Regions from separate parts of the Homo sapiens genome. Here all the other regions are linked to region 3. Evidence: chromatin contacts called from ENCODE Hi-C or POLR2A ChIA-PET data. All regions are on one chromosome and are shown on one strand. The core of a region is the stretch at or near the end of the contact, and the rest is flanking DNA. Distances in the headings are between cores, read along the strand shown. Region 1 overlaps SCARB2 (scavenger receptor class B member 2). Region 2 overlaps SHROOM3 (shroom family member 3). Region 3 has its middle 15 kb from the start of LINC02562.

What was found. A loop is a pair of places that touch in the nucleus more often than their neighbours do. ChIA-PET counts read pairs that join two places held with the same protein, here RNA polymerase II (POLR2A). Pooled maps may share reads with other maps.
Region 1: a map with no recorded cell type shows a loop between it and region 3 (15-fold over the local background). The contact joins two enhancer-like sites. A Hi-C loop is called at or near these places in 2 of 37 single-sample maps with no recorded cell type and 2 of 50 pooled maps.
Region 2: a map with no recorded cell type shows a loop between it and region 3 (10-fold over the local background). The contact joins two enhancer-like sites. A Hi-C loop is called at or near these places in 1 of 37 single-sample maps with no recorded cell type. POLR2A ChIA-PET finds 5 or more read pairs at or near these places in 1 of 52 experiments (HEK293).

Annotation. Positions count from the first base shown.
Region 1 is chr4:76,198,025-76,201,827 of GRCh38, reverse strand. The region is part of intron 1 of SCARB2 (scavenger receptor class B member 2); the gene reads left to right. Among named protein-coding and RNA genes, the nearest start is that of SCARB2, 14 kb to the left of the region's middle. RefSeq lists enhancers at 1,718-1,777, 1,798-1,987. Within about 2 kb of position 2,052, at least 15 of the 41 ENCODE cell types and tissues checked have a DNase peak (open chromatin) inside an H3K27ac peak, as active enhancers do.
Region 2 is chr4:76,722,540-76,726,620 of GRCh38, reverse strand. The region is part of intron 3 of SHROOM3 (shroom family member 3); the gene reads right to left. All of the region lies in intron 2 of SHROOM3-AS1 (SHROOM3 antisense RNA 1), which reads left to right. Among named protein-coding and RNA genes, the nearest start is that of SHROOM3-AS1, 78 kb to the left of the region's middle. Within about 2 kb of position 2,485, at least 8 of the 41 ENCODE cell types and tissues checked have a DNase peak (open chromatin) inside an H3K27ac peak, as active enhancers do.
Region 3 is chr4:75,097,582-75,101,654 of GRCh38, reverse strand. No RefSeq gene overlaps it. Among named protein-coding and RNA genes, the nearest start is that of LINC02562, 15 kb to the right of the region's middle. Within about 2 kb of position 2,179, at least 4 of the 41 ENCODE cell types and tissues checked have a DNase peak (open chromatin) inside an H3K27ac peak, as active enhancers do.

The sequences.
Region 1 (3,803 bases), core at 803-3,302, 1.1 Mb before region 3:
AAAATTCATTAAAACCAAAATTGCTAAAGACAGATCTAACAGACTTAGAACTAATGTTTGTGTGCCTTTGGCATATTAATTATGCATAAAAATAGACCCTGCTAATTCCAAACTAGTCTTAACCATTTATGAAAGGAGGCCAAAATGTCTCCTTGAAAAATAATATTTGCAGCTAAGAAAGTTACTGTCTCTTCTTGATTCTGCAGTACTGAAATTCAGACTTTTTATTTATTCAGATCACCTTTCTTACATATTATTTAGAATATGCGGCATTTTGCCACATTGAAGATTTTACCAAGAAGAACTGGGTAAACAGCAGAAGATGAATGCCTGGCACAGCGTTGTGCTCTACGCTGCGGTATCATCTGTTTCTTCATTAATTATTTATTGTGTCCCTTCTGTGCCAGAAACCATGTTATGTGCTGGGGATCCATGAAAAAGATACAGTTCTTAGTATCAGACCCAATCTGACACTAAAGACTAATGAACACATTTTCCTTATAAAACTTGTGAAGTTTCATGAAAGCAGAGAGAAAACACATAGTTCAGAGGGGCCTTCTGAGAGATGGCACTTCTGAATTGAGCCCTGAAGCCCAAGTAGAAGTGAACCAGGTGATAAGGGCCCTGCAGAGACTTCTGGGTGAAGGGCGGTGAGTGACTCAGGCCAAGGCACTGGCTGAGAACTTGTGTGGTGGGTGCTAGGTAACAGTAGATGGTTGCGTGTTACTGGTGCATAAAGTGCCTACCAGGAAAAGACAGCGACAGGTGACGCAGTTGCATCAGATCACAACAGGTCAAGGACTGTGGACTTTATCCTTTGAGCAGGGGTGGAGTATCTGTTCCCTTAGGCACTTTTGACAGGCTTCTCTGAAGCCTGAGATGGATGAAGCATTTGAAAGGAAAAAGGCTGGAGAGAGGGAGACCAGTTAGGAGCCTACATACAGTATTGTCACAGTCCAAGCCAATGATGAAATGTGCCTTGGGGTAGAAATGGGGAAGAGGAGGAGGTGAAATCAGCAGGACTTAGTGATCAACTAGGGGAGAAAATCATGAGTCCATTTTGGTCATGTTGTCTTGGAGCAGCCTGTGAGATGTTTAGATGGGGGAATTTTATCACAGATCCATGCTACTGGAAGGATCTAAATAATTTCAGGCATAAGCTGTTTGTTAGGCTGAATTACTGAGTCTTGCACATAATTTTTCACTCCCTGTTACATGCATGTTGGTTTTGTGTCCTTAGCTAAATTTCTTCTTACAGACAGGGCCTATGCCTGTTTGCAGGGCATAGTCCGGGCACATAGAAAGCTCTCAGTAGGTACATATTGGGTGATTAACTGAAAAGTATGTTTTTTAGTCCAATTATTAATTTAGCTGTTGACACTGTGAATTCACCATAGAACTTGATAATTTTCCAGTATTTTGTTTTAGTGGTAGTGCCACAGTATTGTGCGTGGAAAAATTCATTATGTTCGTCTTGGTTAAAACTAATAAGCAACAGTTATATTGTGACTCCACAGTGCCACTCTTAATATCCAGAGTCACACTGTAAAACTGATTTAAGGCCTTATGTTGCTTTTTCATTTAGTGTAACTAAGAAGACTCAGCTGATTACAAGGTTTGTCTGGTGGCTGTCATCACCACAGCAGAACCCTCGGTGAGGAAGATCAGTTGTTCCCAAGCCATGGCTTTCTGTTCAGACTGGCAAAGGGCGCCTTTGAGGGGGACACTAGCTCGTTGTATCTGGCGGAATGAATAACTTCCTGTGCCAGACAGTCCGCGGTCTTGAGGCTGAGGTTATTATTTGTTAGTTTCTCAGGCCTTCCTTTGCCGAGCAAGCTCCTGGGAGTGCACACTTGAATGCCCTGAGGATCAGAAATAGAAGGGGCAGAAATTAAAAGTTTAAGTCAAAACAGAGCCCTCTCTGGGCCATCTTGTGGCAGGAGGTTGAGGTGCTTTCTTTGGACCCATTAGCATACTGGGGCTGCGCGGCTGCCTGGAAACTCTAGAGTTGAACTCTCCCTTTTTCGGTTCCTCACCTGTGGGCTCCTTACTAGGAGCTGACAGTGACCTCACGCAGCTGCCCTAGTTTCCTTTCCTCCAGATGGCACGGGTAACACTCGAGGAAACCCTGAGAGTTCAGAGTCCAACTTATGGCTTCTCCATAGTTTCACTGTCCCTCTGGGCTAGAGTTGCCAAATAAAATAAAATACAGGACAACCAGTTAAATTTGAATTTCAGATAACAAATAACATTTTAGTATGAGTCTGTCTCGTGTGATATTTCGGTTCAGTCCGATGTATCAGTTGTTAATGTCCTGCCATATTTATCTCTCTGATGCACTTTTTCTTGAATTATTTGAAGTAAGTTGTAGATATCACACACTTTGTTCCTAAATCCTTCAGCATGCATCTCCTATGAATAAAAACATTTTTGATGTAGCCCATGCAATATTTGGGACATAATTATATTATAAAATTATTTGTTGTTTATCTGAAATACAAATTTAACTGGGTATCCCAGGTTTTATTTGCTAAATCTGGCAACTCTACCCTCAGGGTGCCATGGGGTGGCAGCTGCTGGATGGGTGAGTAAATCTGCACTCCTGGACTTGGTCAGATTTGATTTCATTTACTGGCTTTGTGACTTGGGACAGCCAGTGCCACCATTTCTTTGTCTGCAAAATGGGGATTTTTATTTTGTAGTGTCAGTGTAAAACTCAGAGATAAGGTACATTATAAAGCCCCTAGCATAGCACCTGACTTTAGCAGACTCACAGTAGATTGCAGCTGGCGTGGCAGTAATGGTAACTGAATAGTAACTGCCATTCTCTGAGCTGAAAGTGAGAAAATAAAAATAAAGACACACTGTTTTAGAAATGTTAGCAGCTGTATTTACAACTTCCCTCTGTTCTCTCATTCCCCATCTCTCTTCCTACTTAGTGCATTCGCATGAGCACACACACACACACACACACACACACACACACTCACTCACTCTCCAGCACGTGATCTACTCTGGGATTGACAGAGGGTTTCCTGACAAACATCCAACTTGTAAGGTGGAGGAAAAGAGACATATGAAAGCAGCAGGAAAAGCCACCACTCTTGAGGGCAAGATTTGAAGGGAGTAAAAGGGGCTATGAGGATTTGTCTGAGTGCTGGTGACTCAACTAAGAAGTGGCCAGGCAGAGAAGGGCTGTGGGGGTGGAGGGAGACAGAGGAGAAGCCCCAGCTGTAACATGGTCTGGGTTGGTTATGACTCTGGCATGCTGCCAAGGACAGTTTTTATTGTTCTTGTTTTTCATTTGCTTTGTTTCATTAAGAAGTCAAATGTACTAAATGTTTATTTCTATCCTGAAAGTTGGAGGAACAAGTTCAAGTCACACTGTTTACGCATGTCAGAACAGCCAGGTTTACCCTTCTTTCTGGTAACCCCTTCTTTCTGGAAACCCTTCCACTTGTCTTTGGATTTATGGTTGCCTAAAAGCTGGATGCCAGCCCAGCAAGATAAACCAGGGAGGTTAGCCATCTGTTCATTTATGTTTGCTGATTCTTTCAGGGTTCCTAATTCTGAGGTGATTTTCTTCACATGAACAAATAAATGAGATCTCAAGTCCTTTCTCACTGGAAACTTCACACACTATGATGCTTGTCAGGAAAAATTAGGCAGGAATACAGAGTGCTCACTCAACTGTCCTGACAGTAATAGGAAGAGAAGTGCGGTGGAGTCGAGAGTGGGGGCGGCTGCTCCTGGGCCTTTGCAGCAGAGCAGACCGCAGCTGAGGCAGCATCAGGCTCGCCTTT
Region 2 (4,081 bases), core at 1,236-3,735, 1.6 Mb before region 3:
AGCGAGCAATGACTGTGTGCCACTGCATTGCAGCTTCCAGAGAGACAGTCTCTTAAATTTTTTTTTTTTTTTTTTTTTTAGATGGAGGGGATGGGAGTGGAGAGAGAGAAGAGGAAATAAGCAGGATGCTGATGGCTCATTCTGGGGCATGCGAATGAGTGCCTGTGGGACTTTCAGTGGAGAAGGACTAGAGGACTGAGGGCTGGGCTGCATATAGAAATTTACAAGTCACAAAACACAGGGCCTTTGAGAGAAGATAAGTGACTTGAGGAGAATGAACAGGGAGACAAAGGAAATGATTTAAGGATGAGTCTCTGAGAATGATCAAAATTTAGGGGAGAGGGAGCCTGGGAAAAAGCCCAAGAGGAGCTTCCACAGAAGGAGGAGGAAAACAAGTTAAGTATGGGAGTCTCACAGATTTCTAGTGGGGAGAGTGAGGAGGAGGAGGAAACTGTCAACCACTGCAATGCTGTAAAGAGGTTAGTGTGATGAGGGTAGATGCATGGCCACTGGATTTGGCAACTAGCAAGTCCTTGCAATGGCATGCTTTAGGATGGGGCTAAAGGTGAACAAGGGATAAGACAGGCAGTATGGGCAGATGATTCCTTCAAAAACCTGTTTCTAAAGGGGAGAAGAGGGTGGTAGCTAGAAGACTGAAGGGATCCAGGGAGTGAAAAGGTTTTGTTCCTAATGTTTTTGTTTTAAATGAGAAGTTCAAGCAAGTGTCTATAAGGCAGAGAGCGTGCAGAGGCCCATCTGAAGACACAGGACACAGGAGGAGGACTCCTTAAAGACTCAGGAAGGGATGGGATTCAAACACTCAGGTGAAGGGTATGAGCTTATGGAGGAGGAAAGCCAGTGCTGTTGAGATAGAAGAAAGGTGGATGCTGGCAAATGTGAAAGCAAGTAGGTAGCACGAAAAGTTGAGGGGACCTCGTACCCAATGTCCTCTGTTTTCATGATGAACCTAACCTGGAAGAGGGAGAAGTGAGGGAGGTGACACACGGGATCGGGCTCCAGGGATGTGGTACATGAGGACTAGAAGAGTTGAAACTGATATTTAAAAATATTTAATTATCCTTATCTCATCACTATACATTATTTGTACTGAAACATCATTATGTACCCCATAAATATGTACAATTAAATGTCCATTTAAGAAAATAAAAAATTAAACAAATTTTAAAGAGATATTTTAAAGAAATAATGACTAAGATATTGTCTCTGCCTTTAAGGAGCTTACATTCTGCAGGAAAGAGCAAATGAAATAATTCCTACAGTACAGATAAAATAAGTGCTTTAGAAAGTAGGTCCAATACCTGCAATACAAAGACAGCAAACTCAACTTTGGAGCTTTTACTTTGGAGGAGGTTGGAGAGGTAACTATTTATTTGCCCTGGGCAGAGTATCAGGTTTCATCACAGTTCTAATAGATTAAGAACAAGATGACAGGATGATTTTGGCGGTGGGGGTGGGGAGGGGGAAGCAAATCAAAAGGCCCTGAAAAAAACAAAAACACGAGGAAAAAAAAACAAAAAACAACTTTTCTTTTAGATGCAGAAGATATGTTGGGAGAGGGCTTCGGAGATAAATCTTTGTTTTATAAGATTCTTCCATACCGTACAGATAGGAGGTAAGTGATGAAATAAGCGAAGAATTGAAAAGGATGACCAAAAATAGCCCACCAGTGTATATCAGTACAACCTGAATGAAGGCCAGTTTGACAACATCTAGCAAATGATTTTTAAAATAACATACCCATCAAAAGATTGGAAGACAACCTAAATGCCCATTAGCAGCAGACTAGTTAACTCAGTGTGGTATATCCATATAATGGCTGTTAAAAAGGATGAAGTATCTCTATACATACTGATATGGAAATATCTCCAAATATATTGTTACACTGGAAAGATGCAGAATTACATGTACAGTCTGCTACAGTATGTGGGGAAAATCACATGTGTGTATATTAACGTAAAGAGTAGTTTTGGAAGGACACTTAAGAAACTAGATACAATGACTGCCTCTGGGAAGGAAAACTTATTTTCACTGTATTTCATTTTGTAACTTTTCAAATTTTATACTATACGCATGTATTACCTATTGAAAAGCAAAGTATTTTTAAAATAGTCTTTCATTTTGAAAATACAATTCACTGTAGCTTGAGAGTTAAAAAAAAAAAATTAAACAGCTATTTTTTCAGTTAAACAGCTGACTTTCTCAATGATGCGAAACATTTAATAAGCATTCCTAAAGAGCATGGCATACTAATTTTACATTTTGGGATCACTTTGATCTTTAAGAACTTAAAGAAATATTTTCCTAAAGTACATCACATCATGAGCATATCAGTAAGTCAGAAGATGGTTTAATTTTAAAATTTAGCAAACTAAGTTTTGTGTGTGGGTGTAATTCAAACAAAGCCCTTTTGTTGCATTCCTAACCACAAACAAGGAAGCTTAACTGCGTGGGATGGGTAGGCTGATGAAACTGGAATTCGCAAGTGACATGATGTCCTTCTTAGATGATTTTGCCCTAACACAGAGAGATTCAGGAATGCAAAACAAGTTTCTGAGAAATCTACAGTAAGTTCAGTATTTTAAGCAGTATTCACTAATCACCTATGTGCCTTCAACCTTGTTAAATTATAGTTGGAGCTCTGCAAGGTCTTGGAAGGCCTAAGAGTTTATAATCTTGCTGGGGAGGCTCAGATGCAAGAAAAACTATTAAACAAAGTCAGAGCATCATTCATTCACTCAAAAAATATTTGAGTGCCTACTGAGTGCCAACCACCATTCTAGGCACTTGACGAGTATTTTCTCACTTAGCCTTTATATTACCTTTATGATACAGGACTATTAATGAGGAAAGTGAGGTAAATACAGAATAAACAATGTGTTCACTGTCACAAATGTAGTGAGCAGCACAGCTACTAAACCCAGGCATCTCTCTCCAGAGCCTGTGCTTTTAATTTGCAAGTAAGGAGCACTGTGCAATGAGGTGGGAGAGGCAGAGGAGGGAGACAGGGAGTAAGCAAGTAAGCAAATCAAACAAGATATTCTCATATAGTTATAAGGGTTCTGAAGGAAATAAAACTGGGTAATGTGAGAGTGTGATGGAAAGTCCCCATTTAAGTCAGAGACAGCCTCTATGAGCAAGTGACATTCAAACCAAGACCTAAATGATAAGAAATAATTAACCATGCAAAGAGCTAGGAGAAGAATATATAGCTCCAAAGGAAAAATGAATGCAAAATCCTTGAGAGGAGGAATGAGTTTGGGTTTTTAAAGAATACAAGAGAGTATAGCCAGAGCCTTGTGAGTGAAGAGCAGATGGTATAAAATTCAGATCATATTGGGCCACCGAGGCTGTAGAGGCATTTTGGATACAAAAAGCTCACATGAATGGGGTCTGAAGTCAGCCAGAAGGCTTAGTAGTACAGTGGGACTTCAGATGACCTTGAAAGATTGGTATGCTTTGGATAAATGGAGAAAGTGACAACTATTAGTTGGAAAATAAAAAATTCTAAGAACTAATTTTTTTGTTGATGCTATTCTTTAACGAACTGTTATGACACATGTTGCATGGGCTCTTCTCGGTGCAGTGTTATAAAACTCTGCCAGTTATCAACTGGACCCGAGTCAAGTGTATAAGAATACAAAATATACTCAGACTACCAGCACCACAAAATAAAAGTTACCATATTTCTTAAACCCCTTACTAACCCATCAACCTCTCCATCCATTATTGTTTAGTGCGCAATACTATGAGACAAAGTCCATCATAAGAAAGTTCTAATCAAACACCCCCATATCCCCCAAAAAAGAAACAAAATACATCAATATATTCTGCAAATTAGGTCTATTAAATTAAAATTTCAAATATTTGAATTGTAGATCTTCATCATATTCTTATTGAACACTGTGCTTAGCTGGGGATAAAGCACTGGTTTTTTTTTTAACTTTAATTTTAGGGGTACACATGCAGGTTTGTTATATAGGTAAGCTTGTGTCATGGACTGGGGGTGTTATATAGATTATTCCATCACCCAGGCACTAAGCCTAGTACCCAATAGTTATGT
Region 3 (4,073 bases), core at 930-3,429:
ATATTAGAATCATTCACATTTAAATATTATTTAAAATTTAATATTATGCCAATATTTGGATGATGAATTCCAGTTATAATGCAACATTGTGTCAAAAAGAATATACTGCCTTGATAAGGGCTGTCATTAGGGCCTATAATTGTGGTTTGCCAATCTGTAACAGGCCAAATGTTTAATTTCCTTATCGGTGGTTTTAGTGCCATGATCCATGCTTTTTCTCTGATTTTTCACCTTCCCAGTGTTGATGTCTGACCAAACTCCAGGGTAGTGGAAAGAGTGTCCTTTTGCCTCATATCACCTTTGCTGAACACAGGTGCTAAATGGATGGCAGGTTGAGAGGTGGGTCAGAGCTGAGGGCAGTAAAGGGGAAGGAAAGGATACTCTGGGAGTTATCTTAAACATTTTCTTCCCTCAGCTCACTCTCCACATCCAACCAATCACTCACCCTGACAAAAGAAAACTTAAACACACCTGGTCTGTCTACTCCACTAACCTCCATGATCTTTCCCTGGACCATCGTTAATAGCTATCTAGGGGTTCTTCCCTCTTTCAGTCTTTCCCACCTTGAACCCATTATCTATACCACAGCCAAAGTGAGCATAAATGAGAGAAAGGTGGAGCAAGGTGGTGGAATAGAGAGCTCCACTGATCATCCTCCATGTAAGTACACCAAGTTAACAACTATCTACACGGAAAAAACACCTTCATAAGAGCCAAAAATCAGGTAAGCACTTATATACTTGGTTTTAACTTTTTAACGCTGAAAGAGGCTCTAAGGAGATAGACAAAACAGTCCTGAATCGGTGACACAACCCCTTCCCTCCCCTTTGGCAGCAGCAGAGTGGGGCAGAGAGTGTTTCTGGGCACTTGGGGAAGAACACAGCAATTGTGAGGCACTGAACTCAGTGCTGCTCTGTTAGAGCAGACAGAAAAACCCAGATCAGACTCAGCTGATGCCCACCCACACAGGGAGCATTTAAACCAGTGCTAGTCAGAGGGAAAACACTGATCCCAGCAGTCAGAACTTAAGTGCCTGCAAAACTCACCACTGAGGGCCAAAGGGCTCTGGGTCTCTAAGTAAACTTGAAAGACAGTCTAGGCCGTAAGGACTGCAACTCTTAGATGAATCCCAGGGCTGAACTAGGCCCAGGGACAATGGACTAGGGGGCAAGCAGCATACTGAGACACTAGCTGGGGCAGTCAAGTGAGTGCTGGCCTTACCCCTCCACTAACCCCAGGCTGCACAGCTCATGGCTCCAAAGGAGACCCTATCCTTCCACTTGAGGAGAGGAGAGGGGGAAGTGGGGAGGACTTTGTCTTGCATTTTGGATACCAGCTCAGCCACAGCAGGATAGGGCACTAGTCAAAGTCATGAGGCTCCCATTCCAGGCCCTAACTCCCAGATAACACTTCTAGACACACCCTGGGCCAGAATGAACTGCTACATAAAAGAAAAAGACACAGTCCTGCCAGCATTTATCCCCTGCTAATCAAAAAGCCCTTGCATCCTGAATAACAAGCAACAATACCCAGGTACAACACTGAGGGCCTTGGTGAGCCTCTGAGATTTGCTGGCTTTAGGTGACACTCAGCTAAAGTTAGCTGTGGTGGCTGTGGGGCAAAACTCCTGCTTGAGAAAAGCAGTGGGAAAAGTAAAGGGAACTTTGTCTTGCACCTTAGGTACCAACACTGCCACAGAGGTGGAGTACCAAGTGGGCTCTTAGGGACCCCAATTCCAGGACTTAACTCTTGGATGGTATTTCTAGACCAGCCCTGGGGCAGAGGGGAACCAATTGCCCTGAAGTGTGAGTCCTAGGCCAGGCAGCATTCACCACAAGCTGACTAAGAGAACGTGTGGCAGCTTGGGATGAGGCTCCTCTGCCTTTGTAAAGTGGAGGGAAGAGTGGGAAGGACTGAGTTTTGTGATCTTCAATATAAAGAATACCAGGTAGACTTCTAAGGTTTTTGACTCTAGTCTCTGACTCCTAGGTGGCACCTTTAGACTTACCCGGGACCTGAGGACCTCACTGCCTTGAGGGAAGGGCACACACCTGGCTGGCTTTGCCACCTGCTGATTGTGAGCCCCAGGGCCTTGAGCAAACATAAGGGGTAATCAGGAAGTGGTTACAGCAGGCCTTGGGCGAGACCCAGCACTATGTTGGTTTCAGGTCTGACCTAATACAGTCATAGTAGTGGTGGCCGCAGGGGTTCCTGTGTCACTCCACCCCCAGCTTTAGGTGGCTCAGAAAGGAGAGAGATACTCTGTATGTTTGAGAAAAAGTAAGAGGAGAGAACAAGAATCTCTGCCTAGTAATCCAAGGAATTCTCCTGGATCTGGTCTAAGATCATCAAGACAGCACCTCTATTAGTCTGTAAGAACCACAGTGTTACTGGGCTTGGGGTAACCTCTAAAGTACAAACAGCTTAGATCACAACACCCAAGTCCTTTCAAATAGCTAGAAAGCCTTCTCAAGAAGGATGGCTACAAATAAGGCCAGACAATGAAGACTATAATAAATACCTAACTCTTCAATGCCCAGTCACCAAAGAACATCTACCAGCATCAACACCATCCAGGAAAATATGACCTCACAAAATAAACTAAATAAGGCACCAAGGACCAATCCTGGAAAAACAGAGCTATGTGACCTTTCAGATACATAATTTAAAATAGCTGTGTGAGGAAACTCAAAGAAATTCAATATAACACAGAGAAGGAATTCAGCATTCTATCAGATAAATTTAACAGAGACTTAAATAATGTAAAGGAATCAAGAAGAAATTCTGGAGCTGAAAAATGCAATTGGCATACTGAAGAATGCATCAGAATGTTTTAATAACAGGATGGATAAAGCAGAATAAAGAATTAGCTTGATGACAGGCTACTGGAAAATACAGTCAAAGGAGACAAAAGAAAAAATAATAAAAAAGAATGAAGCATGCCTATAGGATCTAGAGAATAGCCTTAAAAGGGCAAATCTAAGAGTTATTGACCTTAAAGAGGAGAGAAAGAAAGAGACAGAGGTAGAAAGTTTATTCAAAGGGATAATAACAGAGAACTTCCCAAACCTAGAGAAAGATATCACTATCCAACTACAAGAAAGTTATAGAACACCAAGTAGATTTAATCCAAAGAAGACTACCTCAAGGCATTTAATATTCAAACTTTCAAAGTCAAGGATTAAGAAAGAATCCTAAAGGCAGTAAGAGAAAATAAACAAATAACATACAATGGAGCTGTAATACGTCTGGCAGTAGATTTTTCAGTGGAAACTTTATAGGCCAGGAGAGAGTGGCATGACATATTTAAAGTGCTGAAGGAAAAATAAAAACTTTTACTCTAGAACACCATGTCTGATGAAAATATCTTTCAAATATGAAGGAGAAATAAAGACTTTCCCAAACAAAGAAAAGCCAAGAGATTTCACCAGTACCAGACCTGTCCTGCAAGAAATGCTAAAGGGAGTACTTTCATCAGAAAGAAAAGGACATTAATAAGCAATAAGCAAACATCTGAAAGTACAAAATTTGCTGGTAATAGTAAGCGCACAGAAAAACACAGAATATTAGAACACTAATATTGGTGTATAAACAACTCAAGTAGAAAGACTAACAATGAACCAATCAAAAATAAGTACAACAACTTTTCAGTACATAGTCAGTACAATACGTTATAAATAGAAACAACAAAAAGTTAAGAAGCAGGAGGACAAAGTTAAGATGAGTTTTTATTAGTTTTATTTTTGCTTGTTTGTTTGTTTATGGAAATAATGTCTTTGTCAGGTGAGAATAGGGGGTTATAAGATAATATTTGCAAGCCTCATGTATACCTCAAACCAAAAACATGCAATGGATACACAAAAAATAAAATGCAAGAAACGAAATCATATCACCAGAGAAAATCATCTTTGCTAGAGAAAGACAAGAATTAAAGAATGAAGGAAGACCACAAAGCAGCCAGAAAAGAAATAACAAAATAGCAGGAATAAGTCCTTACTTATCAATAACATTGAATGTAAATGGACTAAACTCTCCAATCAAAAGATGTAGACTGGCTTAATGGAGGAAAGAAA